2 separate regions of the Homo sapiens genome follow, and region 2 is linked to region 1. A link is a loop called in an ENCODE intact Hi-C map of the cell type or tissue named here. Cell type or tissue: heart left ventricle. All regions are shown on one strand. Links, peaks and the distances in the headings refer to the core of each region. The heading gives the core; the rest is flanking DNA.

Region 1 (15,942 bases), core at 5,427-13,426:
CAGGCGCGGTGGCTCACGCCTGTAATCCCAGCACTCTGTGAGGCCGAGGCAGGCAGATCACGAGGTCAGGAGATCGAGACCATCCTGGCCAACATGGTGAAACTCCGTCTCTACTAAAATACAAAAATAATTAGCCAGGGGTGGTGGTGCGTGCGTGTAGTCCCAGCTGCTTGGGAGGCTGAGGCAGGGGAATCACTTGAACCCCAGAGGCGGAGGTTGTAGTGAGCCGAGATCGCACCACTGCACTCCTGCCTGGCGACTGAGCAAGACTCTGTCTCAAAACAAACAAACAAATGAAACAAAACCCTGAAAACAGAGGATGCCCCCCACACCTCCCCCATGAAGGGCTCCTGGCCTTCTGCCAACAGGAGGCAGCCTAGGGAAAGAGGGAGGACAAGCGGGCCTATGTCAGCGGCTGGTCCACCTGCCATCCTGCTGCTTATGTGAGCAGGAGGAAAGAGGAGAGGTGATTGGCAGCCTGCCCCAGGGACATGGCCTGCCTGGGCCTGTGCACCCCGAGACAGCAGGAAACAGCAAGAACAAGAAAAACAGATACCCACATGGACATTGCTGCTCAGCCCAGCCAGCCACTGGCCTGTTAGTGGGCAGCTTTCCCTCCCTGGAGGGCACTGGAGGTGGCTAACAGAGGTGGGCTGGAGCACCAGAAAGGCAGCCCCTCACTTTAGCCTCAGCTTGAGCTCCTGCACCGTGCCGCTGGCTATCATGGCATCCAGGGCCTTCAGCTCATGGCATCAGGCCTGGAGTAGGGCAAGGCCCCCCCACAAGTCCCAACCATGAGGTGCAGCCTGAGAGTCACACACCAATAATCAAGGGATGACAGAAAGAGGAGTTCCCCGGCCTGCATGGGGACAGGTGGTATTTCAGCCCAGCCTGAAAGGTGACCAGAGAGGGGGATGCAGTGGTGGTAGGGGACATTTGTCTTGAGCAAGAGCCTGAGGTGGGAGCTGGGGGCAAATCCAGGGGTCTGAGTGGTCCTGTGGCTGGAATTTCTTGCCCTGGTGGGGGGTCCATGGTGGCTATGAAAGGCGTCAGGTGCTGGGGAAGGTTATGACTTGCCAAGGTGGATGGGGTGTGGCATGTGGTCCCGATGGACAGCAGGAAGCCATCCGAAGGCTGTTTAAGGGAACCAGGTGAGAGATGACAAGACTTCAAGGTGACAGAGTTAAGCTCTGGTAACTGGAATTTTTTCTTTTTTTTTTTTTGAGACAGGGTCTGACTCTGTCGCCCAGGCTGGAATGCAGTGGTGCAGTCATAGCTCACTGCAGCCTTGAACTTGGGCTCAAGCTCAAGTGATCTTCCTGTCTCTGCCTCCTGAGTAGCTGGGACTACAGGTGTGCACCACCATGCCCAGCTAATTTATTTTTATTTTTATTTTTATTTTTATTTTATTCATTTGCTTTTTTTGAGACACAGTTTTGCTCTTGTTGCCCAGGCTGGAGTGCAATGGTGCGATCTCAGCTCACCGCAACCTCCCTCTCCTGGGTTCAAGTGACTCTCCTGCCTCAGCCTCCCGAGTAGCTGGGATTAAAGGCTCCTGCCACCTCATCCCGGCTCATTTTGCATTTTTAGTAGAGACGGGGTTTCTCCATGTTGGTCAGGCTGGTCTTGAACTCCCGACCTCAGGTGATCCGCCTGCTTCAGCCTCCCAAAGTACTGAGATTACAGGCGTGAGCCACTGAGCCCGACCTCTAATTTTTTTTTTTTTTTTTTTTTTTTTGAGACGGAGTCTCACTCTGTCACCCAGGCTGGAGTACAGTGGCGCAATCTCGGCTCACTGCAAGCTCCGCCTCCCAGGTTCACGCCATTCTCCTGCCTCAGCCTCCCGAGTAGCTGGGACTACAGGCGCCCGCCACCATGCCCAGCTAATTTTTTGTATTTTTAGTAGAGACGGGGTTTCACCGTGTTAGCCAGGATGGTCTCGATCTCCTGACCTCGTGATCTGCCCACCTTGGCCTCCCAAAGTGCTGGGATTACAGGCGTGAGCCACCACGCCCGGCCCCGACCTCTAATTTTTAAATTTTTTGTAGAGGCGAGGTCTTGCTATGTTGCCCAGACTGGTCTCAAACTCCTGGGCTCAATCAATCCTCTCGCCTCAGCCCCCCACAAAGTGCTGGGATTACAGGCATGAGGCACTGCCCAATAATTCCCAGTAAATGGGAATGATTGTTCAGCAGAAAACTGATCCCTTTGGGAAAGTTAACGTGGGGAGAATGTGGCCTGGCTCTATGGTCCTTGACACCACCGTGAAAGACCAGGTCACCCTCTGCCCATTGCCCTTCCAGAAGAAGCTTGTCCTCCCTGCCCCAGCTCCGAGTCCACCACAGTCTCCCACTCAGGCAGCTGCAAGGCATGCTGGGAGTGAGTGGCCACTGGGGCTGGGGGCTGTCGGGGGCAGAAAGGAGGAGCAGATTCCTCCCTCCTGGCACCTACAAAAGTGTGTCCACCAGACAGGGCTAGATCAAGTCCAGGTCCCCGCAATGGAATGGGAAGGAGCAGGCAGCAGTGGGGTCTCAACTGCCGATGAGGAGGCATGCAGGGCTGGAAACACAGTCTTTCTATTTCCTTGAGCGGCCTTCAGCCTCCCCGGAGCCTCTTCTCCACTCAGCCTTGACCTTTGAGTGTCTGTGCCCGTCTCTGCATTGCCCAGCTGTAGCAAAAATCCTGTCAAGTCAGTTTAGCCAGAATCTCCACCCTTGGTATCTGATCAAATCCCTCCTCTCCCACCACCTGCCAGGTGCCCTCTGATCACTCTTGCCTGCCTTCAGCCAGGATCCTGGGAGTCAGTTCAACCACAACCTCCCACTCCTTCGTATTTTTCCACCCACCCACTCCCCTCCAACCTGCTCCTAGGCTGGAAGTCTCCACTTGTCCCTGCTGTATTCAGAATTGAGCCCAGTTCTATACTGAGGTCTCTTTTCCCTATTGCAATAGTTCCTGAATAAAATCTGTTTTTTACCGTTTTAACTACTGTCCAGCTTTGTTTTCTTTTTCTTTTTTTTCTTGAGACAGGGTCTCAGTCTGTCGCTCAGGCTAGAGTGCAGTGGCACCATCATAGCTCACTGCAGGCTCACCCTCCCGAGTAGCTGGAACTACAGGCTCGCACCACCATACCTGGCTAATTTTTTCTACTTTTTGTAGAGACGAAGTCTCACTATGTTGCTCAGGCTGTTCTCGAACTCCTGGGCTCAAGTGATCGATCCTCCCACCTTGGCTTCCCAAAGTGCTGGGATTACAGGAATAATATGGTTTGGATCTGTGTCCCCACCCAAATCTCATGTTCAATTGTTATTTATTTATTTTTGGAGACTGAGTCTCCCTCTGTCACCCAGGCTGGAGTGCAATGGTGTGATCTCAGCTCACTGCAACCTCCACCTCCTGGGTTCAAGAGATTCTCCTGCCTCAGCCTCCTGAGTAGCGGGGATTATAGGCACTCGCCACCACTCCTAGCTAATTTTTGTATTTTTAGTAGAGACGGGGTTTCACCAGGTTCGCCAGGCTGGACTCAAACTCCTGACCTCAGGTGATCCACCCACTTTGGCCTCCCAAAGTACCGAGATTACAGGCCTGAGCCACCATTCCTGGCCTCTCAAGTTCAACTGTAATCCCCAGTGTTAGAGGTGGGGCCTGGTGGGAGATGATTGGATTATGGGGGCAATTTCTCATGGTTTGATACCATTCCCCCTGGAGCTGTCACCACGACAGTGAGTTCTTGTGAGATCTAGTTGTTTACAAGTGTGTGGCACCCCTCCCTTCTCTCTCATTCCTCCTGCTGCCACCATTTGAAGTGCTGGCTCCCCCTTCACCTTTTGCCATGACTGTACGTTTCCTGAGGCCTCCCCAGCCATGCTTTCTGTATAGGCTGCAGAGACATGAGCCAGTGAAACCTCTTTTCTTAAATTACCTAGTCTCTGGCAGTTCTTTATAGCAATAGGAGAACCGACTAACACGAAACATGAGTCACCGCTCCCAGCCTCACCTATGGTTTTAATAGCAGCACTACTGCCTTCAGCCCACTCCAGGCACACAGAGGCTCCGTGGGGGCATCCATCAGCATCCTTCTGTGCCAGGCTCCCTGCCAGCCCCTGGTGTGAGAGCTCAGGAGGAGCCCAGGAGGGCTTCCTGCAGGAAGAGACAGCTGAGGAAGTCCCGAGAGCCGAGTGAAGGGGAGCTCTGCCCAGTCAATGTTCAGTCCCTGCAGGTGGGTCTGTGCAGATACGGGGCAGGCCCATGTACTTGAACGGAGATGCTCTCGGCCTCACAGAATTCCAAATGCCCCAGATGCCTGTTAACTTTTCACATACCCTGTGTCCCTGCCAGTGAGACACACGAAGGCTGAAGCATAGAACAAGCTTCATGCCAATCACTGGGTGGGCTGGCACCCTCCTCACTGCCAGCACCCACCGTGGAGGATGGGCAGGAGCCAGGCAGATGACACCCCAGGAACTGTTTCATGAGTATGCTTGGATATTCCCCCAGCCCCAACCCCACCAACTGCTCATAGATAGATGACTGACATGGAATTGTACTAGTGCAAAAAGGGTATGATTTACTTTTTTTTTTTTTTGAGACGGAGTCTCACTCTGTCGCCCATACTGGAGTGCAGGGGCGCGATCTCGGCTCACTGCAACCTCCGCCTCCCGGGTTCAAGCGATTCTCCTGCCTCAGTCTCCTGAGTAGCTGGGATTACAGGCACCCACCACCACGCCCAGCTAAATTTTTGTATTTTTTTTTTAGTAGAGACGGGGTTTCACCATGTTGGTCAGGCTGGTTTTCAACTCCTGACCTCAGGTGATCCACCGGCCTTGGCCTCCCAAAGTGCTGGGATTACAGGCATGAGCTACTGCGCCCCACATTATTTAATTTTTGAGATGGAGTCTCACTCTGTCACTCAGGCTGGAGTGTAATGACACAATCTCGGCTCACTGCAACCTCTGCCTCCCGGGTTCAAGCGATTCTCCTGCCTCAGCCTCCCGAGTAGCTGGGATTACAGGTGTGTGCCACCACACCTGGCTAATTTTATATTTTTAGTAGAGACAGGGTTTCTCCATGTTGGCCAGGCTGGTCTTGAAATCCTGACCTCAGATGATCCGCCCACCTTGGCCTCCCCAAGTGCTGGGATTACAGGTGTGAGCCACTGTGCCTGGCCCCTAATTTTTGTATTTTTAGTAGCAACAGGGTTTCACCATGTTAGCTAGGCTGGACTTGAACTCCTGACCTTAGGTGATCCACCTGCCTCGGCCTCCCAAAGTGCTGGGATTACAGGTGTGAGCCACTGCACCCAGCTATTTTATTTTATTTTATTATTATTTTTTTGAGACAGAATTTTGCTGTGTCGCCCAGGCTGGAGTGCAATGGCACAATCTCGGCTCACTGCAAGCTCCGCCTCCCAGGTTCACGCCATTCTCCTGCCTCAGCCTCCCCAGTAGCTGGGACTCCAGGTGCCCACCACCATGCCCGGCTAATTTTTTGTATTTTCAGTACAGACGGGTTTTCACCGTGTTAGCCAGGATGGTCTCGATCTCCTGATCTCGTGATCCATCTGCCTCAGCCTCCCAAAGTGCTGGGATTACAGGCATGAGCCACCGTGCCTGGCCTATTTTATTTTATTTTTGAGACAGAGTTTTCCTCTGTCACCCAGGCTGGAGTGCAGTGGTGTGAACATAGTTCATTGCAGCCTCAACCTCTTGGGCTCAAGCAATCCTCTCACCACAGCCTCCTGAGTAGCTGGGACTACAGGCATGCACCACCACACCCAACTAATTTTTAAATTTTTAGTAGAGTCAAGGTTTCACTATGTTGCCCAGGCTGGTCTTGAACTCCTGGGCTCAAGCTATCTTCCTGCTTCGGCCTCCCAAAGTGCTGGGATTCCAGGCGTGAGCCACTGCACCCAGCTAATTTTTAAAAATGTTGTGTAGCGACAGGGTCTTGCTATGTTGCCCAGGCTGCTCTCAAACTCCTGGCCTTAAGCTTTCCTCCTGCCTCAGCCTTCCAAAGTGCTGGGACTACAGGCATGGGCCAATCCTGGCCTGCTTTTTAATTACTTCCTTCTTCAAATGAGTCTAGGGAAATCTATCAAGACTGAGTTCAGTAGTGAGTGACAAGAAGGTCCAACTAAACTACAGTTTATGACAACCAATTGTCCCCAGGTCAGAGGCATCCTCAGGTGGCCCAGGCCTGGTCTAGCATCTCCCTAAGGCCAAGGACACATAAGTCCCACCAGCTTCCTTCGTCTCCTCTCCGTCTCCTCAGCCCCTCAGCAGTGCTGTTGGAGCAAGAAGCAAAACTCACTCGTAGGGCCCGGTGAGGTGGCTCACGCCCTTTCCTTTCCTAAAAAGGAAAGGGAAAGGAAGAAAAGGGAAGGAAGAAAGGAAGGAAGGGAAAGAAAGAAGGAAAGAAAGGAAAGGAAAAGGAAAAGGAAAAGGAAAATTATCTGTGGACGAGGGAGAGGAAGAAATTGAGTCTTGGATTAGGTATCAGGTGAGGACAGGCCAAGAGGAGATCTGAGGAGATGCTGGGGTGATTCGGGGTCCCTGCCTGACAGGGTGGAGGGATCTAAGGCCGGGATGGAGCTGCTGACTCTATTATACACACTCCTCTTCTGGGGTCCCTTGCTGTCCACATTACAGGTGGTTTTGGGCAACGGGCAGCACTGGGAAGTGACAGGGTGCAGGAGGGCAGGGTTGGGGTACTCTCTCCTTGCCACACTGTCCCTCTATAATCACAGTGCCCACAGTGTCCCCATCTTTATATCTCCACCTCCCTCCAGGCTTGACAACATCCTGCCCTTTCCTGCTCCTGCAGGGCTAAGGGTGGCAAAGGCCTGGTGCCTTCACATTCCAGCTGCTTCCCTTTACCTGGTGTATTAGTCCATTTTCATGCTGCTGTAAAGAACTGCCCAAGACCGGGAAACTTATAAAAGGAAAGAGGTTTAACTCACAGTGGCTCTTGCCTGTAATCCCAGCACTTTGGGAGGCCGAGGCGGGCGGATCACGAGGTCAGGAGTTCGAGACCAGCCTGACCAACACGGTGAAACCCCATCTCAACTAAAAATACAAAAATTAGCCAGGCGTGGTAGTGCACACCTGTAATCCCAGCTACTTGGGAGGCTGAGGCAGGAGAATCACTTGAACCTGGGAGGTTGACGTTGCAGTGAGCAGAGATTGTGCCACTGCACTCCAGCTTGGGCAACAGAGTGCGAGACTCCATCTCAAGAAAAAAACAAAAACAAAACAAACCACCACCACCACCACCAACCACCACCAACCACCACCACCACCAAAAACTGACTCACAGTTCCGCATGACTGGGGAGGCCTCAGGAAATTTACAATCATGGTGGAAGGGGAAGCAAACACTTCCTTCTTCACATGATGGCAGGAAGGAGAAGTGTGGAGCAAAGGGGAAAAGCCCCTTACAAAACCATCAGATCTCATGAGAACTCACTAACATGAGAACAGCATGAGGCGAACTGCCCCCATGATTTAATTACCTCCCACCGGGTCCCTTCCACAACATGTGGGGATCATGAGAACTACAATTCAAGACGAGATTTCAGTGGGGACACAGCCAAACCACATCACCTGGTGACACTGCTTTTGGTCAATTGTTAATTGTCCTACAGTCAGAGCCCTTCCTGGGAGTGCCTGGGGGCAATTGCACCTTCCTACTGAACCTGACGGATCAGGTAGGGTGGGGAAGGGTCTAATCTAGGGATTAGGGGTTCTAAAAGATACCCACAGGAGAGTCAGGCAGTGTCATTCAGATGTGGGCCTGGAGGAAAGGGACAGGGAGTGGTGGGCACTGAGGACCATGGCCACGCTCAGTCCCACCCACAGAAGCTGGTTACTTCTCAGGCCCTACTGGCTGGTGCCCTGCAAACCAGGGGCCTTGTGTTGCCAGAACTTCTGATTTTTCAGATTTTATTTATTATTAGAGACAGGGTTTCAATCTGTTGCCCAGGCTGGAGTGGAGTGGTGCTATCATAGCTCACTGCAGCCTCAACCTCCTGGGCTCAAGCAATCCTCCCACCTTGTTTTCCCAAAGTGCTGGGATTACAGGTGTGACCCGCCTCGGCCCCCCAGAGTGCTTAATTTATAGGTGTGAGACCCCGCATTAGAACCTGATTTTTCAATTTTATTTTTTAAACAAGAATGGGACTCCTTATTTTAAAATGTTATTAACTTTAAGACATTTTAAGACACCAAGAGCCAAGCGACATCACTGTGAGGGTCTGATTCAAGGGGTTGGGGCTGCACCCCTCTGTGGGACTAAGGTTTGAGTCCTCCTCTATCTTATTATTATTTTGAGACAGAGTCTCACCTTGTCGCCCAGGCTGGCGTGCAGTGGTGTGATCTCGGCTCACTGCACCCTCTGCCTCCCGGCTTCAAACGATTCTCCTGCCTCAGCCTCCCAAGCAGCTGGGACTACAGGGGTGCGCTACCACGGCCGGCTAATTTTTGTATTTTTAGTAGAGATGGGGTTTCACCCACCATGTTAGCCAAGCTAGTCTCGAACTCCTGACCTCGTGATCCGCCCGCCAAGACCTCCCAAAGTGCTAGGATTACAGACACCGTGCCTGGCCGAGTCCTCCTCTATCTCTTGCCCAGTCAGGCCTGGGGTCCCCACAGAAAAGCACCAAGAACAGTGGTGCAGGCGGGCTGGGAGCTGGGGAAGGGGCCCAGGCCACACCATTCCAGGCGGAAGACAGACCCTGGACTCCACCAATGCCAGAGCTCATCCTGACACCCCAGCTGCACCTCTTGGGAGCAGGTGCAGACAGGCTTGTGGGTGGGGGTCTGGGGGTGGCCGCTGAGCTCACCGACCCCTCCCTGGGTTCCTGGGGTCGCCTGTCACTTCTGCCCCCACACTGGCCATGCCCTCTGCCTGGACATCGCTTCCCTGCCCGTGACCCCATGTCCCTCCAAGTGCGGGCTCCACAACCCCAGTCTCCTCCTGCACTCAACCGCCACAGTCCACCCATAAGACGTTCACCCCGCCCGTCCCTCCTCCCTCCCCACCCACAAGACGTTCACCCCGCGCGGGCCCGGGGATCTGGTGGAGGCGTGGACACCTGGCCCCCTCCCCACCACAGGGGTCGCCTCCTCCCTCCACCATCCTGGGGTCCCGGGCAGGCTCCGTGGACTGGCGGAGGGGGCCCAGCGCGGGGCCTGGTCCTCAGCGGGCGCCCCGATGAACGAGGCCGGGCTGGGGTTCGGGGAAGGCGGTGGTCGCAGCGGCGGGACCTCGGGGTCACCTCCGAGACCTGGCCAGGGTGTCCAGGAGCGGGGCGAGGTTGTGGGCGCCCCACGAGTGTCGAGGGCGCTCCCGTCCCCTCCCCGCATGCCCCGTCCTCGCCCCGGCCCGAGGCCCAGCTGGGCAAACCCCCGCAACCCGCGCTTCCCCGCTCCGCGCCGCTGCCCCCGCGTGACCGGAAGTTCCTCCCCCCGCGGGCGCGGGCGGGGCGGGGCCGGCCGGCGGTACTTCCGGTGCCCACGCGCCGCCGTCGCGCAGCTCCCGGGCCGTCACTTTGTGTAGCGCGGGGTCCGCCGCCGGCCCGCAGGCCCCGGCCCCGGTGTCCGGCCCGTGGCTCGGCCAGCCCGGCCCGCGCGGTGAGTGGGTCTCGCGGGGCCGGTGGGCGGCGGCGCGGGCGGCAGGTGCGGGCGGGCCGGGCTTGCGCTCGGGGGCGGCGGCGGCGGCGGGGCCGGGCTGGCCCTCGACGCCCGGCGCGGGGAGGCCGCGGGGAGGCGGCGGGGCCGGGGCCTGCAGAGTCGGAGCGGAACGCGGGTAGGGACTTCCGCGGCAGCGCCCCCGCCTCCCGGACCCCCGTCCGGGCCTGCGCGTTGCCGACCCCCGGGGCCGGTCCGGGCAGGAGGCGGAGGGGGCAGGCCCGGGAGGCCACGCGTGACACCTCGGGGTGCCCGCCCACGCCTTCTCGGCCGCAGCGGCAGGGGCTGGGCCGCGGCCGCCCCCAGGACACACCCATCCAGGAGGGGCTGTCATCGTCTAGGTCTCTGCAGGAGGAGGCGGCTCCGGACGCCCCCTGGGGGGCGGGAGGCGCTCGGCCCGTCGCCCCAGGAGCCCGCTTTGTGACCTTGGGGGCCTTATCCGGGCTTTCCCTCATCTGCAGAAGGAGCCCCGGTGGGCTGCTCGGCTGTCTTCTGCTGCCGGCAGGTAGGTAGGGACACCCATCCCTGGGATTGGATGGGGTCTGGGCTGTCCCGCGTGGCAGCAGAGGTAGGAAAGGGGCTGGGCTTTGGTCGAGGACCCGATGGGCAAGAGGAAGTGCAGGTACCAGGAGGATCAGGCCCCCAGCTCTGCTTGTGTGGGGAGACCTCGGTGCTTGGTTTGGTTCAACAAGTGTGGGCAGGTCTGGGGGCCGGGTGGGGTGGTGAGGGGGCTACCCTGGGGAACCTGAGATGGCCCCCGTGGAAATAACCTGCACCAGGAGCAAACCCAGGAAAGTAGGGGGATCCAGAATCCGAGGACAGACAGTGAGGACTGTGGTGGTCGGGGAAGGAAGTCCTTCAGGAGGGCATGAAGACCCGAAGGGCTCTGAGGGCAGCGGGGGCCACCCAGAGGGAATGAAGGGGGCTAGACACAAGCACACCCCCACATCTCCCGCTCTCTGAGTTGGGTTTCCCTGGCTTTGGAGCTTTTGTGAGGAGTTTCTATCAACTTTCAAGCTTTGCCTCTTCTTCCTGCCCTTGCCTCGCTCCCTTCTCCTCTTGGGAGATACCTTGTCACCTCCCATTCTAAATGTTGGCTGCAGCACCGTATCCTAGAGTGCAGGGCCCTAGTAGAAATGAGGGTTTGGGGCCGGGTGAGGTGGCTCACGCCTGTAATCCCAGCACTTTGTGAGGTCGAGGCGGGTGGATCACCTGAGGTGGGGAGTTTGAGAAATGAGGGTTTGGGATGACGTTGGTGAAGCTCCCTGTGGCCTCTGGTTTGGGATTGATGCTGATGAGACCCCCTGTGGCCTCTGACCCAGAGTTGGATGCCGAGGGAGAAGTGAGCAGTGTTTACAGTGGACTGGCAGGCTGGCAAGAAGAGGGCAAGAGTGCAGGCCTGGGGGAGGCAGAGATAACCCAGGGGGAGTTGCTGGAATCTAAACTCTGCCCGGACTGCTGAGGTCCGTTTTTCAAACCATTATGTTCTGAATCTTGGGTTGGGGACGATGTCTGGCTGTGCTTCTGACCTCTGTAGGAGCTGGTCCTCCACCTTCTCTGGTCATCCGTGGGTGGACTTCTTGGGAGAAAGAACTCAGTGTCGTCTTTGGAGGCAGAGACTCTCCACTGCTTCTGGGGTGAGTTCCAATTCCAAGGGTCCCCCCAACCCCCTACCCCCAGCAGTGGTCAGTCTGTTCTGGAACAGGACAGTAGGGCCAAAATGCTGAGTTTGAAAAATCCTGTGTCCATCACATTGGCTGGCGACTTTAGACATTCTTTTAGTAAGTATTTGAATGCTTCTTAAGTGCTGGTGTGAGGGGTATTCAGACATGAGCAAAGGGAGCTTCTGCCGCCCAGGAGCTGGCTGTACTCAGGGAGAGAGATGATAAGACAGTCTCATAAGTGTATTTTTAAGATGTGGTGAGTGCTGTGAGGGAAGAATTACAGGGAACTGTGTCACCCACTGGGGCCCAGGGGGCTGCCTCAGAAGACCACCCAGGAAAAGGGGAAGAGAGTTCTGGGGATGGGGAATAACACACACACGGCCTGAGATGAGATGAACATGCAGCCACTTTATTCCAAAGCTGTGAAGTGTTCTTCTGTTGTGTCCTCATATATGGCGGCCTGGCTCTGGGAGTTTAAAGTTGCTGCTTCAGGTGGTGGCCAGGCAGGAGACAGCTCTACTGAGCTTGGCATGGCACCTAGGCCCAGCCTGAATCTGCGGCCTGAGGCTTGAAAGAGAAAAGCCCTCCTCTGGGCCTCAAGTGGGTGGCAGTTGGGAAACCGTTGCTGCGTGTACCCAGCGCCCTGAGTGCTGGGCAGGGCCGTGTCCTCCTGGAGGTGGCTAGCATAACACGCAGCACGTGGATTTCGACACTTTGGGCATCTTCACACGCCAAAGAGCTGTGGACACTGAGAAGGTTGGCTTCTGGGAGAGGCTGGAGGTTGGGGTGGCGCTCCCAGGCGTAGTTCTGTGACTTGAGTCTTTGGGGGTTAGTGATTCTGAAACTAGAAAGGGGGCTGGAGCCAGTCAGGGGGCACGTGTGACCTTCGGGACAGAGGTGGCTTCTGGATGCCTGTGTGTCCCAGCCTTTGACTTGGGTGAGCCTGTGTGAATGCTCAGAGCTTCCTGGCTATTAAAGTGTGGATTTTAAAGCAACTGCTCAAAGCAGTTCAGGAAATGAGTACGCGCGGCTGCTATGGTTTGGGTGTTTGTCCAGGTGTCAGGCTGTTCTCGCATTGCTGTAAAGAAATACCTGAGACTGGGTCATTTATAAAGAAGAGGTGAGACTGGCGCATGGTTCTGCAGGCTGTACAGGAAGCATGGTGCTGGCATCTGCCTGGCTTCTAGGGAGCCTCAGGAAGCCTTTAATCATGGTGGACGGTGAGGGGGAGTAGGTATGTCACATGGCGAAAACAGGAACAAGCAAGAGAGAGTGAGTGGGGAGGCGCCACACACTTTTAAAGACGACCAGATGTCCTGTGAACTCATTACTCACTGTCTCCAAGGGGATGGCCCAAGATTCAGGAGGGACCCACCCCCATGATCCAGTCACCTCCCACCAGGCCCCGCCTCCAGCATTGGGGATTACGGTTCAGCGTGAGATCTGGGCGGGGACAAACATCCAGGCTCCATCAGTCCCCTTCCAGTCTCACGCTGAAGCATGATTTCCAGTGCTGGAGGCGGGCCTGCTGGGAGGTGATTTCCAGTGTTGGAGGTGGGCCTGGTGGGAGGGGATTGGCCCATGGAGGCGGATCCCTCATGAATGGTCTAGCACCGTCCCCTTGGTGATAAGGGAGTTCTCAGTTCACAAGAGATCTGGTTGTTTTAAAAGAGTGGGGCTTCCTCCCTCTCTCTTGCTGCCCCTTTGCCTCCCTCCACGAGTGGAAGCTTCCTGAGGCCCTCCCCAGAAACAGATGCCGGCGCCATGTTGGTGCAGCCTGTTGAACTGTGAGTGAATGAAACCTTTTTTCTTTGCCACTTACTCAGCCTCAGGTATTCCTTCACAGAAATGCAGAAATGGCCTAACACAGCTGCGCTAATTGATAGAGAAGTGATGGGTTATGGAGGGAGAGCTAATCACGGAGCAGCTTTCTCCTGTGTCCGTAAGAACACCAGGCGTGGTGGTCTGGACTGTTCTCGTGAAGGCCACTCAGTCTTGTTTTAGGAGTTCTGTGGCAGACACTGTCCACTGCTCGAGCTGGATGAGCTAGGGTGGGCCCAGTGCTCTGTGTGGCCAAGTGGCCTGACATTCCAGGATGCTTCTGGGGCTCATGGCCTCTCCCCCTGGATTCTGGGCTTGGCTTGCTTTGGAAATGGCCCTGTTCAGGCCAGAGACACTGATGGTGTGTGTCCTGGGTAATGGGCCCGGTCTCAGGTTTATACCCAGAAAGGAGCCACAGAAATGGACTCATCAACGCTATGACTCTGCCGTGCCCTTGGGACCCCACAGGGGCTAGTGAAGGACACGCAGTGGGGAGGGGCGAGGGGTCCCAGGGCCAGCAGCTCCCATCCTGCTGTGTCCATGGCCCTGGACCCTGGACCCTGTGTCAGTGTGGCTGCCTCTCCCCTGAGCTTCTGGGCTGAGCTGTTACTGATGTCAGTGAGAGAGTAGGACGCTGTAGCCTCTAGGGCTTTGGTAAGTCAGCCCTCAAGAGTCTCTGATCCCCAAACTTGAAATGTCACAGGCATTTCCTGTCCTCCTGATGGTCTGGCGATGAGCCGTGTGTCCACCATGCACTGCGCTTTTCACAGAGCGAGGGCTGAGGGCACATGAGGGTGATGCTGGCTCACAGCCCCCACTCTCCCATGTCCTGCAGGAAGAAGCCTGACCTGCCGGCTTCCTGGCACCTGTCTCTCCTCCTAGCCCCGTTGTGCCTTGCAAGTGCCTGCATCCTGTCTGTGCTGAGACCTCTTGGCGTTCCCTGCTGGCCTGGTTCATGTGTGTTGAGGACCAGGTAAGCGTCTCTTTGTCCTGTGTATCAGGTGGGCTTTTCCTTCTGGCTAAACATGGGCCACCCTCGGGCTGTGTGATGCTTCCTTGTGGATAAAGACTGGGATAAATGCCTGATTTACTCCAGGAAAGAGCAGCAGTTCACACCAGGCACGTAGTTCTTGGTGAAAAGGAGCTGAGACTGGCATCCCAGGGGTCACGCGGAGGGGCCATTGGGGCAGCCTTTCTGGGTACAGAATGTCTTGATGGTGCAGGGTAAGATCGTGGGAAGGCCCGGTCCTCCCTCATCTCCATTGCCTTCAACTACATAACAGGAGGAGTAAATCCTGCTCCCTGCGCCCCCGCCAGGCTGCGGGAGACCCTGTGAGGGGACCGTGTGGTGTGCTGAGAGCAGCCCGTCACTGGCGTCCATCTGCATTTCAGGCCACGTGGAGGCTCGCTCCCAGGGAGGATGGCGGCGCTCCACACGACTCCCGACTCCCCAGCTGCCCAGCTGGAGCGGGCAGAGGACGGGTCAGAGTGCGACCCTGACCAGGAAGAAGAGGAGGAGGAGGAGGAAAAGGGGGAAGAGGTGCAGGAGGTGGAAGAAGAGGAGGAGGAGATAGTGGTGGAGGAGGAGGAGGAGGGTGTGGCAGAGGTAGTGCAGGATGCGCAGGTGGAGGCGGTGGCCGAGGTGGAGGTGGAGGCGGACGTGGAGGAGGAGGATGTGAAGGAGGTGCTGGCAGAGGAGGAGTGTCCGGCGTTGGGGACCCAGGAGCGACTTAGCCGTGGTGGTGATGCCAAGTCCCCAGTTCTTCAGGAAAAGGGTAAGAAAAGCAGCCAGCCTTGGGGAGGAGATGAAGGGGGCTGAGGTGGGCCAGGCCAGGGACCTGGTCAAGCCAGGAGGGCTCTTGGGCCGACAGGGTGGAGCTGAAACCCAGCTTTGCAATGAGGGTGTTGCCAGGGCTCCTGGCCCTGCAGGCTGGGGGCTCAGGGCAGCTGGCCCTAAGAGATCTCTCCCCACAGGCCTGCAGGCCTCCCGGGCTCCAGCCACTCCTAGGGATGAGGACCTGGAGGAGGAGGAAGAGGAGGAGGAGGATGAGGACGAGGATGATTTGCTGACGGCTGGGTGTCAGGTGAGCCGCCCTCTCCGTTTGGGGCTTGGGTAACCTGGGCAGGGTTTCCCCCGGGGCCTCGGCACCTGCTGTTTGGAGGCGTCTGTTGGCAGCGGCCATGGCACTGGAGTCCCCGGACCAGGCCCAGGCCCTGAGCTGGGAGTGGCCACAGGAAGCGGCTGGGTGTCCAGCCCCAAGCCCGGGGGTGTGGTCCTGCTTTCCTGGGCGTTGGGTTGTCCTGATTGCTTTGGCTGCCACCCACTCAACCGCACTGTGCACAGCGACTTCAGAGGCCTGGCTCTCCCCCAAGGCTGGCCCTCCCCTCACCTGGAGTGCCTGTCACATGTCCAGGGTCTGGGTTCCTGCTGCCCAGTCAGGTCAGGCACCAGTGCCCACGCTCGGTTTAGTTGCTGCTGCTTGTCCACTCGGGTGTGGGCCCTCCATGGCTGACATGGCCATTGCACTGGCTTGAGCCAGACTGCATGAAGAGGGGGACTGGGGGCGGGGCTCCCTGTCTCCTGGCCTCTGCTTGAGCCACAGCTCTGCCCTACGAGCTGGGTCGTTCACCGTCTTTGAGCTTGAGTCCCCATTCTCTGGCTGGGATCTGGTCCTTGCTTTCCAGGGCTGTGGCAAGGCCTGAAAGCCCTCAGTGCCATCTGGGCATCTGTGTCCCCTGACACCCATGCTGGAGAGCCTCAGTGGCCTCAAT
Region 2 (15,942 bases), core at 2,653-10,652, 92 kb after region 1:
GAGGCTGTGTCCTCTCCACTCAAAGCCTGAAGCATGGTGGGGTCTCCTCTTCTCTGTACATGCCCATTTCAGAGTCCAGTCTGGTGGGAGAGGGAACAGGGTGGGAAAGAAAACTAGGCTAAGCAGAAACTATGAAACCTTACAAGAGTGAGATGATCATGTACAAGAGATCCCAGGAACATTGACTTGATGAAAATGTCACATCAGAGCACTCAGTTTGGCAGAGCTTTTCTGCCGAATGTTTACTGACATTCACTGTCCGAGATTCTATACTGGGGGTACAAGCGTCCTCTGCCCTAAGGCATCTTTGAGTCCAGAGACATCTTGAGGCCTGAAAGTCATAGGAAACTGTCCAGGAGCTCACACATATTTCCAATGGTGTCCCCAATTTCAGGGAGTCCATGGATTACCTAAAGCCAGCCCCTCCAGTTTGGCTAACAAACTCTAGTCTATATATCAAGTTTTGTATCATATGTATTGCTCTGAACTCAGAAATTTCCCTACCATTTATGGATTCTAGGAATAAAATATCGCATGTACAAAAAGGCTAAGTCAAAAAATCTCAGCTGTGCACAGTGGCTCATGCTTGTAATCCCAGAACTTTGGGTGGCCAAGGGAGGAAGACTGCCTGAGGCCAGCAGTTCAAGATCAGTGTAGGCAACATAGCAAGAGCCCATCTCTAAAAAAACAAAACCAAACCAAATTAGCCAGGTGTGGTGGCTGGCACCTGTGTTCCACCTACTTGGGAGACTCATGTGACAGGAAGATCGCTTGAGCCCAGGAGTTAGAAGCTGCAGTGAGCTATGATCTGGCCACTGCACTCCAGTCTGGGCAACACAGCAAGACGTTGTGTCAAAAAAATTTTTTTTGATACAAAATAAAAGAGTTGCATGACATTCAGAGACCATCCGAAAAACCTGTGGGTTCCTGGCCGGGCTCAGTGGCTCATGCCTGTAATCCCAGCACTTTGGGAGGCCAAAGGGGGTGGATCACTTGAGGTCAGGAGTTTGAGACCAGCCTGGCCAACATGGTGAAACCCCATCTCTACAAAAAATACAAGAAATTAGCCAGGCATGGTGGTAGGTGCCTGTAATCCCAGCTACTCAGGAGGGAGGGCTGGAGAATCACTTGAACTCAGGGTGCAGAGGTTGCAGCAAGCCAAGATCACACCATTGCACTCCAGCCTGGGCAACAAGAGCAAAACTCTGTCTCAAAAAAAATAAACAAAGAACGTGTGAGTGAGTTCCCACACGGCTTCCTAATGGGCTGTGGCTCTCCTAGGAGTCTCTTGCTCATGGGAAAGACACAGACTGAGTGAAGAAGCAGATCCCATTGCTGTGGAAGTCCCATTGTTAGGAAACTCTGCTTTTCTGGAGTTCAAATTTGCATTCATGATGCTTTAAACCGTCAGAGCTGGGTAGGTCCTCCTACAACAAACAGTTTGCTCTCTCTCTCCTAGTTAACAGGCTTTCAAATATTAGAAGATCAATGTCCTGACCCCGTTAAAATTGCTCTTTTGTGGAATGAAAAGCTCTGATTTAACCCGTCTTCAAGCCTGGTTTGCATATTCCCCTCTCTTCTGGCCACCTTGTCTAGACACACTACACTGAGGCAGTGCCCATCTTAAATGATGTTGATACGTTGTCAAAAAATGGGCGAAGCAGGTGCGGTGGCTCATGCCTATAATCCTACCACTTTAAGAAGCCAAAGCAGACAGATCACCAGAGGTCAGAAGTTCAAGACCAGCCTGGCCAACGTGTTGAAATCCGTCTCTACTAAAAATACAGAAAAAATGAGCTGGGCGTGGGAGTGCACATCTGTAATCCCAGCTACTTGGGAGGCTGAGGCAGGAGAATTGCTTAAACCTGGAAGGCAGAGGTTGCAGTGAGCTGAGATTGCGCCACTGCACTCCAGCCTGGGTGACAGAGCGAGACACCATCTCAAAAAAAAAAAAAAAAAAAAAAAGGCTAAACAGCCCAGGTTTGGTCTGATATGTTCAGAAAAAAGCAAAACAGCCACCTCTCGCCTTCTCTTTTCCCGCAGTGATGCAGTTGAATACAGCAATGGCTGCAGGTATGCTGCAGAAATACCATTCAAGTGACACAGAAGGGCTTTCCTGGCCGGACACAGTGGTCACTCCTGTAATCCCAACACTTTCGTTGGCCAAGGTGGGAGGATTTCTTGTAGCCAGGAGTTGGAGGCTGCAGTGAGCTGTGATCCCACCACTGCATTCCAGGCTGGGCCTCAGAGTGAGGCCTGTCTCTAAAAAAACTCTTCACTCCCCACAAGAAGGGATTTGCAAATACCAGCCTTTCAGCATGAGGATCACATGGAGGAACATTAAGATACAGATGCTGGGACCCAGCCCTATTGATTGTAATTCAAAAGCTGAGGTGGGGCGTGATTTAACTCTGTCACTGGAATCCATTCAGATTTGGAACTCTCTGGGTTGGACAGTGCAAGAGAGATCCTAAAGAAAGCAAAGTCACTATGGACTGAAATGAGCAGACAAGGTTTTCTGAGCATGGTGAAATATGCTTTGGGCCTCACTTGGGAGGGCTGTGGCCAGGCCTTGAGTCCTTGGCTCAGTGGGACCTTCTGAAACAGCCTCCAAGCTCCGCTCCCTGCTTCCTTTGCTGTTGGATGACCCCCTCCAGCGGCTTTGGTGCTGATGGGAATAAGTCGACCTGCAGAGGAAGTTCAGCCCAAGTCTCAGCCCAGCAGCGTCCCGACACCTGACCGGGGTCTGGTCATGCTGCTGTCTCTGTGGTTCTCTGCGGAGTCATGGTTTCTGTACCTTGAAGAGAACTTCCCCTTCTGGAAACCAGAAACCCAGTAAACCCTGAGGAAATAAGCGAATGAAATTACTGCAGACAGCTCTGTGGTGGGGAGATGGAAAAGGGGCTGTTTGTTTTTGTTTTTTATTTTTTTTTGTTTTTTGAGACAGAGTTTCGCTCTTGTCGCCCAGACTGGATTGTAGTGGCTCAATCTTGGCTCACTGCAACCTCTGCCTCCCATGTTCGAGCAGTTCTCGTGCCTCAGCCTCCAGAGTAGCTGGGACAATAGGCGCACACTACCATGCCCAGCTAATTTTTGTATTTGTAGTAGAGATGGGGTTTTCCCATGTTGCCCAGGCTGGTCTTGAACTCCTGGCCTGAAGCAATCCGCCTGCCTTGGCCTCCCAAAGTGCTGGGACTACAGATGATGTGAGCCACCGTGGCCAGCCCTCACTGTACGGATTTTCTAAAAAAAAAAAAAAAAAAAATTAAATTTGTCTTATTTGCCAAAAGGTAAATTAACCTTTTCTCCTCTCCTTTTTAAAGAGTATTTCCTGATAAACATTGTAATATAAATAACTTTTGTGCCTTTGACATGTATCTAAATCTTTTAAAAAGGTAAATGAACTTCTTGCCAACACTACAACCCGGGAATTTTTTTTTTTTTTTTTTTTTTTTTGAGACAGAATCTCGCTCTGTCACCCAGGCTGGAGTGCAGTGGTATGATCTCGGCTCACTGCAACCTCCACTTCCTGGGTTCAAGCTATTCTCAGGTCTCAACCTCCTGAGTAGCTGAGACTACAGGAACTTGCCACCACGCCTGGCTAATTTTTGTATTTTTAGTAGAGATGGGATTTCACCTTGTTGGTCTGGCTGGTCTTGAACTCCTGACCTCAGGTGATCCACCCGCCTCGGGCTCCCAAAGTGCTGGGATTACCGGTGTGAGTCACCCTGCCGGGCCACAACCCAGGAATTTTTTTCTTAAGAGCCTGACAGTCTTGTCTTTGAAATGTAAACCTCGAGGAAAATAGTGTCCCTATCTTCCTGTTGCCTAGGGAGTTTAGCCTAGGCACCTTGAGCTGTTACTACCTGCTTGTCAAGGAGATATGAGAAGTTTAATTTTTTTTTATCTGATACAGGTAATTAACTAGCATGGGTGGCCACCTTGATTTCCAGGTGAATTTAGGATGAGTGTTTAAGAATGCATAGCAGGCCAGGCGCAGTGGCTCACACCTGTAATCCCAGCACTCTGGGGGAGGCCGAGATGGGCGGATCACTTGAAGCCACACAGAAATTGAAAGGAGTTTGAGTCTAGCCTGGCCAATATGGCGAAACTCTGTCTCTGCTAAAATACAAATATTAGCTGGGCATGATGGCACATGTCTGTAATTCCAGCTACTCCAGAGGCTTAGGCACGAGAATCACTTGAACCCAGGAGGTGGAGGTTACAGTGAGCCAAGATCACACCACTACACTCCAGCCTGGATGACAGAATGAGACCTTGTCTCAAAACAAAAAAAAAAAAAAAAAAAAGCATAGCAAGTCCTTTTACATGAGGATGAGTTACTGTTTATCTTGAGAGCATGTATGCAATGGATTGTATCTGCCAGGCTATACAAAAAGGAGGCTTTGACCAGGCGCCATGGCTCATGCCTATAATCCCAGCACTTTGGGAGGCCGAGGCGGGCAAATTATGAGGTCAGGATTTCGAGACCATCCTAGCTAACATGACGAAACCCCGTCTCTACTAAAAATACAAAAAATTAGCCAGGCGTGGTGGCATGCACCTGTAGTCCCAGTTACTTGGGAGGCTGAGGCAGGAGAATTGCTTAAACTGGGGAGACAGAGGTTCCAGTGAGCCGACATCGCACCACTGCACTCCAGCCTGGGCAACAGAGCAAGACTCTGTCTCAAAAAAAAAAAAAAAAAAAGAGGCTTTATTTCTCTTTGCATCTCATTAATGGATCACCTGTGATGGGCATCACAGTCTGGTTTAATGCTTATTCAATGATAAAATTGTTTTCTTTATTTTCTGAATTTGTGGAGAGAATATTCTAGGTTAACAGAATAATTTATTTATTTATTTTGAGATGGAGTCTTGCTCTGTTGCCAGGCTGGAGTGCAGTGGCGTGATCTCAGCTCACTGCAATCTCCACCTCCCGGGTTCAAGTGATTCCCCTGCCTCAGCCTCCCAAGTAGCTGGAACTACAGGCGCGCACCACCACACCCAGCTAATTTTTTGTGTTTTAGTAGAGACGGGGTTTCACCATGTTGGCCAGGATGTTCTTAATATCCTGACCTCATGATCCACCCACTTCGGCCTCCCAAACTGCTGGGATTACAGGCATGAGCCACTGTTCCTGGCCTCAGAAGAATTTATTTTTAGTCTTTTCCTTACCAGTTTTTATGAAACAACTGGGCAAGAACACTGTTAGATTTCACCAAAAAGTTGTGATGAATCATTGTCCTTATATCCCATTTTTGAAAACTGACATTTTAATTGTAAAGCAAAAATAAAATTCTAAGCCTCCACAGCTGTTGAGTGGACTCCCCTGTTGGCCAGCAGGATCCAAAATAAACATGAAGAACTAATTCAGGTCATGACGGGAAGGAGGGGGTCGGACATGCCTTGTCATACTCTCCTCCCTTCAGAGTTTAGGCACAGCTGACCAACATTAACACTAGACTACAGATCATAAGACTGACAGAACAGGCTCTTTGTGTCAGTAAGATACCCAACTCCAACCAGACTCTGATATAGCATCACGTGACAGATAGCAGTCCCTGAAGGAAATCATAGTATTTTACCCCATAATATATTTTCTTTGTCACACTTTAAAATAGTCCTGCAAAGCCATCTCTTTGGGGGAAATTTGCATTCTGTAGAGAATCTCCTTCCCTTACAGAAAAGAATCCAGGTCTTTTCTCGAGATTCTGACACCTTTTAAGATCCAATAAGAGATATTTATCATCTATTCTCTCTGAAGCCTGTTCTGAGGCTTCATCTACATAACAAGAACCTTGGTTTCCACAATGCCCCTTATCTTAACTCAAGCTTTTCTTTTCTTTTCTTTCCCTCCCTCTTTCTTTTCCCTCCCTCCCTCCCTCCCTTCCTTCCTCCCTTCCTCTCTCTCTCTTTCTTTTCTTCTCTGTTGCCCAAACTGGAGTGCAGTGGCACCATCATGGCTCACTGTAGCCTCAACTTCCCAGGCTCAAGCGATCCTCCCATCTCAGCCTCCTAAGTAGCTGAGACTACAGGCATGCACCACCACACCTGGATAATTTTTTTTTTTTTTTTTGTAGAGATGGGGGTCTTGCTGTGTTGCCCAGGCTGTCCTTGAACTCCTGGCCTCAAGGGATCCTCCCAGGTCACCCTCCCAAAATGCTGGGATTACAGGCAAGAGCCACCGCAATGGCCCATTTCTTTACGTCATCTTCCAACTGTTCAGCCAACACTTAACTCTGAATCAACTGCCAATCTTTGAATCTGCTAGTGACCTGAAAGCCTTTCCAGGCTGACCCAATGTGTACATCCCATGTATTGATTTATGTCTTTGCCTGTAACTGCTGTCTCCCTAAGATGTATAAAACCAAGCTGTAACCCAACCACTTTGGGCTCACGTTCTCAGGACCCCCTGAGGCTGTGTCACCAGCCATGGTCACTCAAATAGGAGGCCCAGAATAAAACTCTTTACAAACTTTGAGTCTTTTTGGTCAACATAACCTAACCCTAAACATAATCCTCCTGGGGAAGGTGAAATCACAGGTATCTTTTCTTTGTTCGATTTGTGTATTTCCTGATTTCTCTACAGTTTTTAGGCATTTGCTGTGTGATCTAGAAAAGCTACAGAGTCTCGCTCCGTCGCCAGGCTGGAGTGCAGGGGCGCGAGCTCGGCTCACTGGAACCTCCGCCTCCCGGGTTCAAGCGATTCTCTTGCCTCAGCCTCCGGAGTAGCTGGGATTACAGGCACGCGCCACCACGCCCAGCTAATTTTCGTATTTTTAGTAGAGACGGGGTTTCACCATGTTGGCGAGGATGGTCTCTATCTCTTGACCTCGCGAGCTGCCCTCCTCGGCCTCCCAAAGTCCTGGGATTACAGGCGTGAGCCACCGCGCCCGGCCACAAATTCTATTTTCTTTCTCTTCCTTGGAAAGCATCGCTGGGCATTTATCCTGTCCTAGTATTTGAGTGAAACTTCTCTTAGCATTTCAGCGCAGTGACCACGATACACCCTTTCCTTTCCTTCTCGTTATGGGAAACTCGGTTCTAACCTGGAGGCCTTGGGCTCCAGGACCCAGTCACTGCAGCCCTGGACTTGACCCTAAAAGGGAATAAAGACAAATGCGAAGTTCAGTCCGGGGATCAGGGCTGCCGAAGCTCATATAGCCTGGGGCTTCTTAACCTTTAGACGGGGTAGAGACATTTGAAATGGCCCCTAAAGTTGGGGGGCGCTGGTAGGCTCATGGGAAATAGAGTCCGGCCCTTGTCCTGGGACCAACGGTGGGCCCTGGGAGGCGGACTTCCGGTGAACTCCTGCGCGTGTGCGCCTCTCCCTGGGTGCGTGTTCGCACATGCGCGCTGCCGCCGCACTGCCATCGCTTCCTGTGTGTCCTCAGGTCACCGCTTGCTCTAGTTCCCAGGCTTTGGCCCCCAGTGGACGAGAATCGCTGAGCCTGCGGGGCTGGACGCTGAGCGCCTAGGCCAGCACCTAGGCGGGCGCGGAGCTATGTGGGCCAGGGTTCGCACGGGCCGGGTGGAGGCTTGAGCGGGGACCCCCGAGCGTGAGCCCCTGAGCCGGCGGCCCTGCGGCCAGGGGAACCGGGCGGGAGGTGGCGAAGGTGGCAGCGGAGGCGGAGGCGAAGGGGCGGCGGGAACCGGGCCTGGCCCGTGTGTGTCCTGGGGGCCTGGCCCAGGCCGCCGCTGTACGGTGAGTCCCAGGGAGGCGGATCTGGGCCCCGGGAAGGACACCCTCCTGGATTTGCCCCGTAGGCCCGGCCCGGGCCCCTCAGGAGCAGAACAGCCTTGGTGAGGTGGACAAGAGGGGACCTCGCGAGCAGACGCGCGCCAGCGACAGCAGCCCCGCCCCGGCCTCTGGGGAGCCCCAGGAGGGTAAGTCTTTGGGTTTTCGGGCCCGGAGCGAGAAAGGCCTGGGTGAAGTCACCGTATGTTCGGGACCTTAGAGTATGAGGCGGGGGAGGGTCCGATCGCTTGCAGGAGAGGCGTGTGTTTGGCCTTGAGGCGCTGCACGGGAATATCTGGGAGGACGAGGCTTACGGGGGCGTGGAGGGTATCACCAGCCTCAGCTGCAGACGTCGTCTCCACTCCCCACTAACCCCTAACAGCCCTTCCTCCTCCTTTCCGTGCTCCAGATTTCGACCGCCTCTAAACGTCCGTCAGCATCTCTGTTCTCTCATTTAAGTGTCTGCTGATTCCCCCCTTAGATCTGCCCTGGAGACTGGTAGTAATGCAGGAACAGTCTGCAGGGATTCTCTCTTGCTGCCTCAGTTGCTAGGGGAAGAGACTGGGCCTTAGCAGGTGGGTGACTTGACCGGGTCACTGGCTTTGTGGGTAGAGTTGCTCATAGTAGAACTCAGGAGTCTTATCTCCCAGGCCAGTGTTCTTTCTCCCGTATCCTAGTTTTCTTAGTAGAAGGTTATTAGGTGCAGCAATAACCAAGTTCAGTTAGATAATTTAGAAACAAAACCATATTTTATACACATTCATTTCATTTCTGAGAGCTCACATACTCAATTCCTATGGTTTCTTTGATTTTAAGCAGTTTAAAGAGACAATAAGAAAATGCGGGCCGGATGCAGTGGCTCACACCTGTAATCCCAGCACTTTGCCGGGCTACAGCAAGAGTATCCCTTGAGACCAGGAGTTAAAGAACAGCCTAGGCAACATAGGGAGACCCTGACTCTACAAAAAATACAAAAGTAGCCAGGCATGCTGGGATGCACCTGTGGTCCCAACTACTCAGGAGGCTGAGGTGGGAAGATCAATGGAGCCCAGGAGGTGGAGGCTGCAGTGAGCTGTGAATGTACCACTGCACTCCAGCCTGGGTGGCAGATTGAGACCCTGTCTCAACAAACAAACAAACCACAAAAAACATGAGCCGTATAATGGGAATTTTTTTTTTCTTTTTGCGGGTTGTATTTGATGATGGCAGACTATTTGTAAAAGAAGTCATGTTACCCATGAGAGTCTTAACTCATCTAATTACTACCTGATTATCTTAGAGTTACAAAGTTACAAGTGCATGCTTCCCTTATCAGTCTTTTTTTTTTTTTTTTTTTTTTGAGACAGTGTCTCTCACCCAGTCTGGAGTGCAGCAGCGTGGTCTCGGCTGACTGCAACCTCCACCTCCCAGGTTCAAAGGATTCTTGTGCCTCAGCCTCCTGAGTAGCTGGGACTACAGGCATGTGACACTGCGCCTGGCTAATTTTTTTGTTATTTTTAAGTAGAGACGGGATTTCGCCATGTTGGCCAAGGCAGGTGGATCACTTGAGGCCAGAATTTGAGACCAGCCTGGCCAACATGGCGAAACCCTGTATCACTCTTTTAGGCCCTTCTGAGTGTTTGCAGGCTGAGTGTTCACAGGGTGTTAGCCTATTGAGCTTTCTTTTGTGGTTCTTACGCAGGAGATTCCTGCCTTTGCAGGCCAGAGCACTCATGACTTCAGTGACCTGCTTCTCCCCCTCTAGGTCTACCAGCCACAGTCTCTGCACGTTTCCAAGAGCAGCAGAAAATGAACACATTGCAGGTGAGTTTTCATGCTTGTGTATATGTTCCTCAACTTTATTTTATGATGCATTTTAAGAGGTTTGTAAGGATTCCTACTTTTTTTTTTCTTTTTTTTTGGGATGGAGTCTTGCTCTGTTGCCCAGGCTGCAGTGCAGTGGCATGATCTCGCTTCACTGCAACCTCCACCTCCTGGGTTCAAGCGATTCTCCTGCCTCAGCCTCCCGAGTAGCTGGGATTACAGGCGTGTGCCACCATGCCCAACTAATTTTTTGTATTTTTAGAAGAGACAGGGTTTCACCATGTTGGCCAGGCTGGTCTCAAACTCCTGACCTCAGGTGATCCTCCCGCCTCAGCCTCCCAAAGTGCTGGGATTACAGGCATGAGCCACCGCGCCCAGCCAGGATTCATACTTTAAAATGGGAATGTGGAAATAGACATTGTCCTGTAAAATATAGTGTGGCAGATCAGCACCAAAAATGATTTGTGAAGCTTGTGTGTGTGGATAGTAGATTTTAAGGCTGTTGAAATTGAGCCACACCCAGGACTGATATTCTTGGCAGTCATCACAAAAGGAAAATGCCATCTGTATTAGTCCATTCTCACACTGCTGTAGAGAAATAACCAAGACTGGGTCATGTATAAAGAAAAGAGGTTTAATTGGCTCACGCCTGCAGGCTCTATCATAGGAAGCATGGCTGGGGAGGCCTCAGGAAACTTACAGTCATGGTGGAAGGCAAAGGGAAAGCGGGTACATCTTCCATCACCAGAGCAGGAGGAAGAGGGAGAGGGAGGCGCTACACACTTTTAAACAACCACGTCTTGTGATAAGTCACTGAGTGTCAGGAGAACAGCACCAAAAGGGAAATTGCCCCCATGATCCAATCACCTCCCACCAGGCCCCACCTCCAACATTGGGGATTACAATTGAACATGAGATTTGGTTGGCGACACAAACCGAAACCATATCACCATCCATGACATCGCTTGCATTCATTATAAGGAGAAACCAATTTTGTTACTTGTGGATTTAAGAGATTTTCTAGGACTTTGAAAACTTTCTTCATTCCAGTTGATACAATTGCGGATAGGCTTCCTAATAACAACCATTAAATTACCGTAACTTACGGCGTATTCTTGGTGCTTATGTAAGCAGAGGGCCTGCCTGCTGCCCAAGGAGAACTTGGTGCCTATAATTTTTCCAGGGACGGAAATATTGTGATCCCAGTAGACAGAATTCTGTTTTTACTGTTGAGTCCTAGATCATGGGGGGAATGAATGACTTGATCATCCTTCAAATATTTGTTCGTCTTTCTGTTTGGGTTGCACAGCAAACAATACAAACAGTTACTCTCTTTTGAAGATTTCCTCATTTCTGTTTCTCATTTCAGTTCTCAGTGTTTTAGTTTTGTCCTTTTCACGTTGCTGAGTCAGTCTGTAAAGATTACCAATGATTTCATTGCAGTCGAATCCAGCGGGCATTTTCTAGCCCCTACCTCCCAGGACCCTTTGTCTGCCTTTGACATCTGTTACTTCCAAACTGATACTTTCTCCATGGAGTCTCTCTTTTCTTGGCTTTTAAAAAGATTCGTCTGTAAGTATTTCTGCTTGTCTTTAAATGATGAAGTCTGTTTTGTTCTGTTTTGTTCTGTTTCTTTTTTCCTTTTTTTGAGATAGGGTCTTGCTGTGTCACCCAGGCTGGAGTGTAGAGACGTGATCACAACTCACTGCAGCCTCAATCTCTTGGGCTCACACGATCCTCCTGCCTCAGCCTCCTGCACAGCTACAGGCGCACGCTGCCACACCCGGCTAATTTTTTTTGTATTTTAGTAGAGACTGGGTTTCACCGTGTCACCCAGGCTGGTCTTGAACTCCTGAGCTCAGGCAGAGCTCAGGCAATCTGCCCGCCTCGGCCTCCCAAAGTGCTAGGATTACAGGCGTGAGCCACTGCTCCTGGCCTAGAGATGTATTCTCACTGTATTGCTCAGGCTGGTCTCAAACTCCTGGTCTAAGTGATCCTTTCACTTTGGCCTCCCAGAGTGCTAGGATTACAGGTGTAAGCCACCACACCTGGCCAATAAGGAATCTTATGTGATGGATTAATAATTATTAATTATAACTATTAATAATGTGATATTTAGGTTTATTTCTAATTACATTTTAATGTCATAAATACTTTTCTATGTACATTGAATGTGTTTTATGAACATTTAAGCTGTGCCCGCATTTCACTAGAATTTCTCGGAGAGCAACTTTAGGTTGGAAAAAGACTCAGTTTTAGGAATCTATGATTAGAGAAATACAACTTTGTTTTTTGTTTTTTTTTTCCCGGGGTCTCGCTCTGTCGCCCAGGCTGGAGCGCAGTGGCGCCATCTCGGCTCACTGCAAGCTCCGTCTCCTGGGTTCATGTAATTCTCCTGCCTTAGCCTCCCGAGTAGCTGGGACTACAGGCGCCCGCCACCACGCCCGGCTCATTTTTTGTATTATTTTTAGTAGAGATGGGGTTTGACTGTGGTAGCCGGGATGGTCTCGATCTCCTGACCTTGGGATCCGCCCGCCTCGGCCTCCCAAAGCGCTGGGATTTCAGGCATGAGCCACCGCGCCCGGCCGAGAAATAACACTTTGAGAGTTGTGAGGAAACTTTTGGTGATGGATATATTCATTATCTTGATTGTGGGGATAGTTTCACAGGTGTTTGTGTATATGTCAAAACTTATGAAATTGCACACTTTAAATATGTGTAGTTTATTCCATGTTAGTCATATCTCAGTAAAGCTGTTAAAAAATGTATCCTTAGGCCAGGTGTAGTGGCTCACGCCTATAATCCTAGCACTTTGGGAGCCCGAGGCGGGCAGATCAGCTGAGGTCAGGAGTTCGAGACCAGCCTGGCCAACGTGGTGAAACCCCGTCTCTACTAAAAATACAAAAATTATCTGGTCGTGGTGGCATGTGCCTGTGATCCCAGCTACTTTGGAGGCTGAGTCAGGATAATCACTTGAGCCCTGGAGGCGGAGGTTGCAGTGAGCCAAGATCGCGCCATTACACTCCAGTCTGGGTAACAAGAGCGAGACTCCGTCTCAAAAAAAAAAAAAAAGAAAAAAAGAAAAAAAAAAAGTCCTGCCTGTAGTCCAAGCTACATGGCAGGCTGAGGCAGGCGGATCACTTGAACCTGGGAGGTTGAGGCTGCAGTGAGCCATGATTGCTCCACTGCACTCCAGGCTGTGACAAGGCGAGACCTTGTCTCAAAAAAAAAACCAAAAAAGTATCCCCTTCTAAGAACATGCTGGTTGGTTAGAATAGTATGTTGTTAGAATGCAGGGGGTCGGAAACATTTGTCATTTTTTCTTTTCTACTCCTTGTATTTTGTGCAGGTCTGCAGACTCGTGAATGACGTCTACCGCGTGTATAATCGACACCAGTATCCATTTGTTGTTCTTAACATTTCTGTTGATTCAGGTAAGTTCCATTGGCATTTCAGTACAACTAGTGACTAATGCCTCAAAGAATAAAATGAAATTCTACAACTCTGCTATGACTGGAATGAGATAACAATTTATGGTCATGTAAGTTTTTTTTTTTCTTTTTGAGACGGGGTCTTGCTCAGGGTTTCACCGTCCACGCCCTGTAATCCCAGCATTTTGGGAGGCTGAGGTGAACGGATAAGTTAAGATCAGGATTTCAAGACCAGCCTGGCCAACATGGCAAAACCCCGTCTCTACTAAAAATATAAAAAATTAGCCGGGTGTGGTGGCGGGCACCTGTAGTCCCAGCTACTCGGGAGGCTGAGGCAGGAGAATGGTGTGAACCCGGGAGGCGGAGCTTACAGTGAGCCAAGATCGTGCCACTGCACTCCAGCCCGGGTGACAGAGGGAGACTCTGTCTCAGAAACACAGACACACAAACAAACAAAAACCAAAACAGTATAGTTTAATCTGTTTTTAATTTGAAGTTATTCAGTCTGTCCTTTTCTGTGATTTCTTTCTTTCTCTCATTATTTTGTTTGTGAGATTCATCCAAGTCATGCGGCAAAATTCATTTTTTTGTTCGCTATACAGTGTTCCGTTATAGTCAGATATCATAATTTGTGAATATTTGAATTGTTTCCAGTTTCGGGCTATAATGAAGAATGCCGTCATGAACATCCTCATCCACGTCTTTTGACGAGCATAGAGATAGACACTTCTTTTTTTTTTTTTTTTTGAGAGGGAGTCTCACTCTGTCACCCAGGCTGGAGTGCAGTGGAGTGATCTTGGCTCACTGCAACCCCTGCCTTCCAGGTTCAAGTGATTCTCCTGCCTCATTCTCATTCTCCCTAGTAGCTGGGATTATAAGTGCATTCCACTATGCCCTGCTGATTTTTCTTGTATTTTTAGTAGAGACGAGGTTTCAGCATGTTGGTCAGGCTGGTCTTGAACTCCTGACCTCAAAGAGCTAGGATTACAGGCATTAGCCACTGTGCCGGCCGATAGGCACTTCTGATAGGAGTAGCTATGCTGGGTTGCAGGTGTGCATACATTCAGATTTAGGAGGTATTCCCAGAGAACTTTTCAAAGCAGCTGTACCAGGTTCATTCCTACCAGAGGTATTCAAGCATTCCGCTTGATCCTGATCTTTGTGAGCATTTGTTGTTTTTTTAATTTTACCCATTCTGGTGAGTATATGGCCATATCGCATTGTGTTGGGTTTGTTTTTTTTTTTTTTTTTTTTTTTGAGACAGAGTGTTGCTCTGTCACCCAGGCTGGAGAGCAGTGGTGGCATCTTGGCTCACTGCAACCTCTGCCTCCCGGGCTAAAGGGATTCTTGTGCCTCAGCCTCCCAAGTAGCTGGGATGACAGATGTGCCACCACACCCGGCTAATTTTTGTATTTTTAGTAGAAACAGGGTTTTGCCATGTTGTCCAGACCGGTCCTGAACTCCTATCTTCATGTGATCCCCCTGCCTTGGCCTCCTAAAGTGCTGGGATAACAGGCGTGAGCCACCACACCTGGCCCATATTATAGTTTTATTTTGAACATTGAACCGTGTTCATCTGTGTAATTAGCATGTGGATCTCCTCTTTTGTGAAGTATCTGTTCACATAAGCACGTCCTCTCACCATTTCAGGATAGTCCCTGACCCTCTTCTCCGTCCACGTTTGCTTAGGTAACTTAATAAAAATGCATGCAGCGGATTTGGAAAAGCCCATGGTAGAAAAGCAGGATCAATCCCCTTCATTAAGGACTGGAGAAGAAAAAAGGGACGTGTCCATTTCCAGACTGCGAGAGGCCTTTTCTCTTCGTCACACAACAGAGAACAAGCCTCACAGCCCAAAGACTCCAGAACCAAGAAGGAGCCCTCTAGGACAGAAAAGGGGTATGTCGTCTTCTAGCACTTCAGATGCCATCTCTGACAAAGGCGTCCTGAGACCTCAGAAAGAGGCAGTGAGTTCCAGTCAGGGACCCAGTGACCCTACGGACAGAGCGGAGGTGGAGAAGGACTCGGGGCATGGCAGCACTTCCGTGGATTCTGAGGGGTTCAGCATCCCAGACACGGGCAGTCACTGCAGCAGCGAGTGTGTGGCCAGCACCCCAGGGGACAGGGGCTCGCAGGAACATGTGGACTCTCAGGAGAAAGCGCCTGAAACTGACGACTCTTTTTCAGATGTGGACTGCCATTCAAACCAGGAAGATACCGGATGTAAATTTCAGGTTTTGCCTCAGCCAACTAATCTCACATCCCCAAACACAAAAGTGTTTTAAGAAAGAAGAAATTCTTTCCAATTCTGACATTCGTCAAAAGTTAGTAAATACTCAGAACGTGTCAGCTTCTCAGGTTGATGTAGCTGTGAAAATTAATAAGAAAGTTGTGCCCCTGAACTTTTCTGAGTTCTTTAGCTAAACGAATAAAGCAGTTACATCATGAAGCACAGCAAAGTGAAGGGGAACAGAATTACAGGAAGTTTAGGGCAAGGATTTGTCCTGGAGAAAATCAAGCAGCCGAAGATGAACTAAGAAAAGAGATAAGGTAAAGTTTTAATTTTTTACTTTTTATTTTAAATTTGTATTTATTTTTATTTTTTATTTTTTTGAGACAGAATCTTGCTCTGTGCACAGGCTGGAATGCAGTGGCACAATCTTGGCTCACTGCAGCCTCCACCTCCTGGGTTCAAGCGATTCTCCTGCTTCAGCCTCCTGAGTAGCTGGGATTATAGGTGCACGCCACCATGCCTGGCTAATTTTTATATTTTTGGTGGAAACAGGGTTTCACCATGTTGGCTGGGCTGGTCTCGAACTCCTGACTTCAGGTGATCCAGCCATCTTGGCCTCCCAAAGTGTTGGGATTACAGGTGTGAGCCACCACACCCGGCCAGGTAAAGTTTTTTCTTAAGAGTATTTTGAGGCTAGGTGTGGTGGCTCACGCCTGTAATCCCAGCATTTTGGGAGG

What was found. Hi-C counts contacts between places; a loop is a spot of excess contacts. Peaks named below come from ENCODE experiments on the same cell type or tissue, not always from the same donor. Only the 100,000 strongest peaks of a DNase experiment are listed, where the experiment ranks them.
Region 2: it touches region 1 in a loop (3-fold over the local background); 7 of 110 quality-filtered maps call a loop at or near these places.

The regions. Positions count from the first base shown.
Region 1 is chr7:6,627,820-6,643,761 of GRCh38, forward strand. ZNF316 (zinc finger protein 316) reads left to right here and starts at 9,499. Exons shown (of 9, transcript NM_001278559.2): 1 at 9,499-9,628; 2 at 10,027-10,190; 3 at 11,223-11,322; 4 at 14,006-14,143; 5 at 14,563-14,945; 6 at 15,145-15,254. The coding sequence starts at 14,591. RefSeq lists silencers at 9,179-9,598, 9,839-10,268 and enhancers at 10,329-10,378, 12,599-12,893. In heart left ventricle, for the core only: a CTCF peak has its summit at 10,052 (motif pointing left); DNase peaks (open chromatin) are centred at 9,432 and 12,754; H3K4me3 peaks cover 2,564 bases; H3K27ac peaks cover 992 bases.
Region 2 is chr7:6,722,415-6,738,356 of GRCh38, forward strand. It overlaps the pseudogene SPDYE20P and the pseudogene PMS2CL. Among named protein-coding and RNA genes, the nearest start is that of ZNF12, 23 kb to the left of the region's middle. RefSeq lists enhancers at 3,653-3,702, 6,210-7,185, 7,237-7,446 and silencers at 7,597-7,706, 8,117-8,166. In heart left ventricle, for the core only: no CTCF peak of the experiment used is centred there; DNase peaks (open chromatin) are centred at 2,701, 7,347 and 7,787; H3K4me3 peaks cover 2,719 bases; H3K27ac peaks cover 1,148 bases.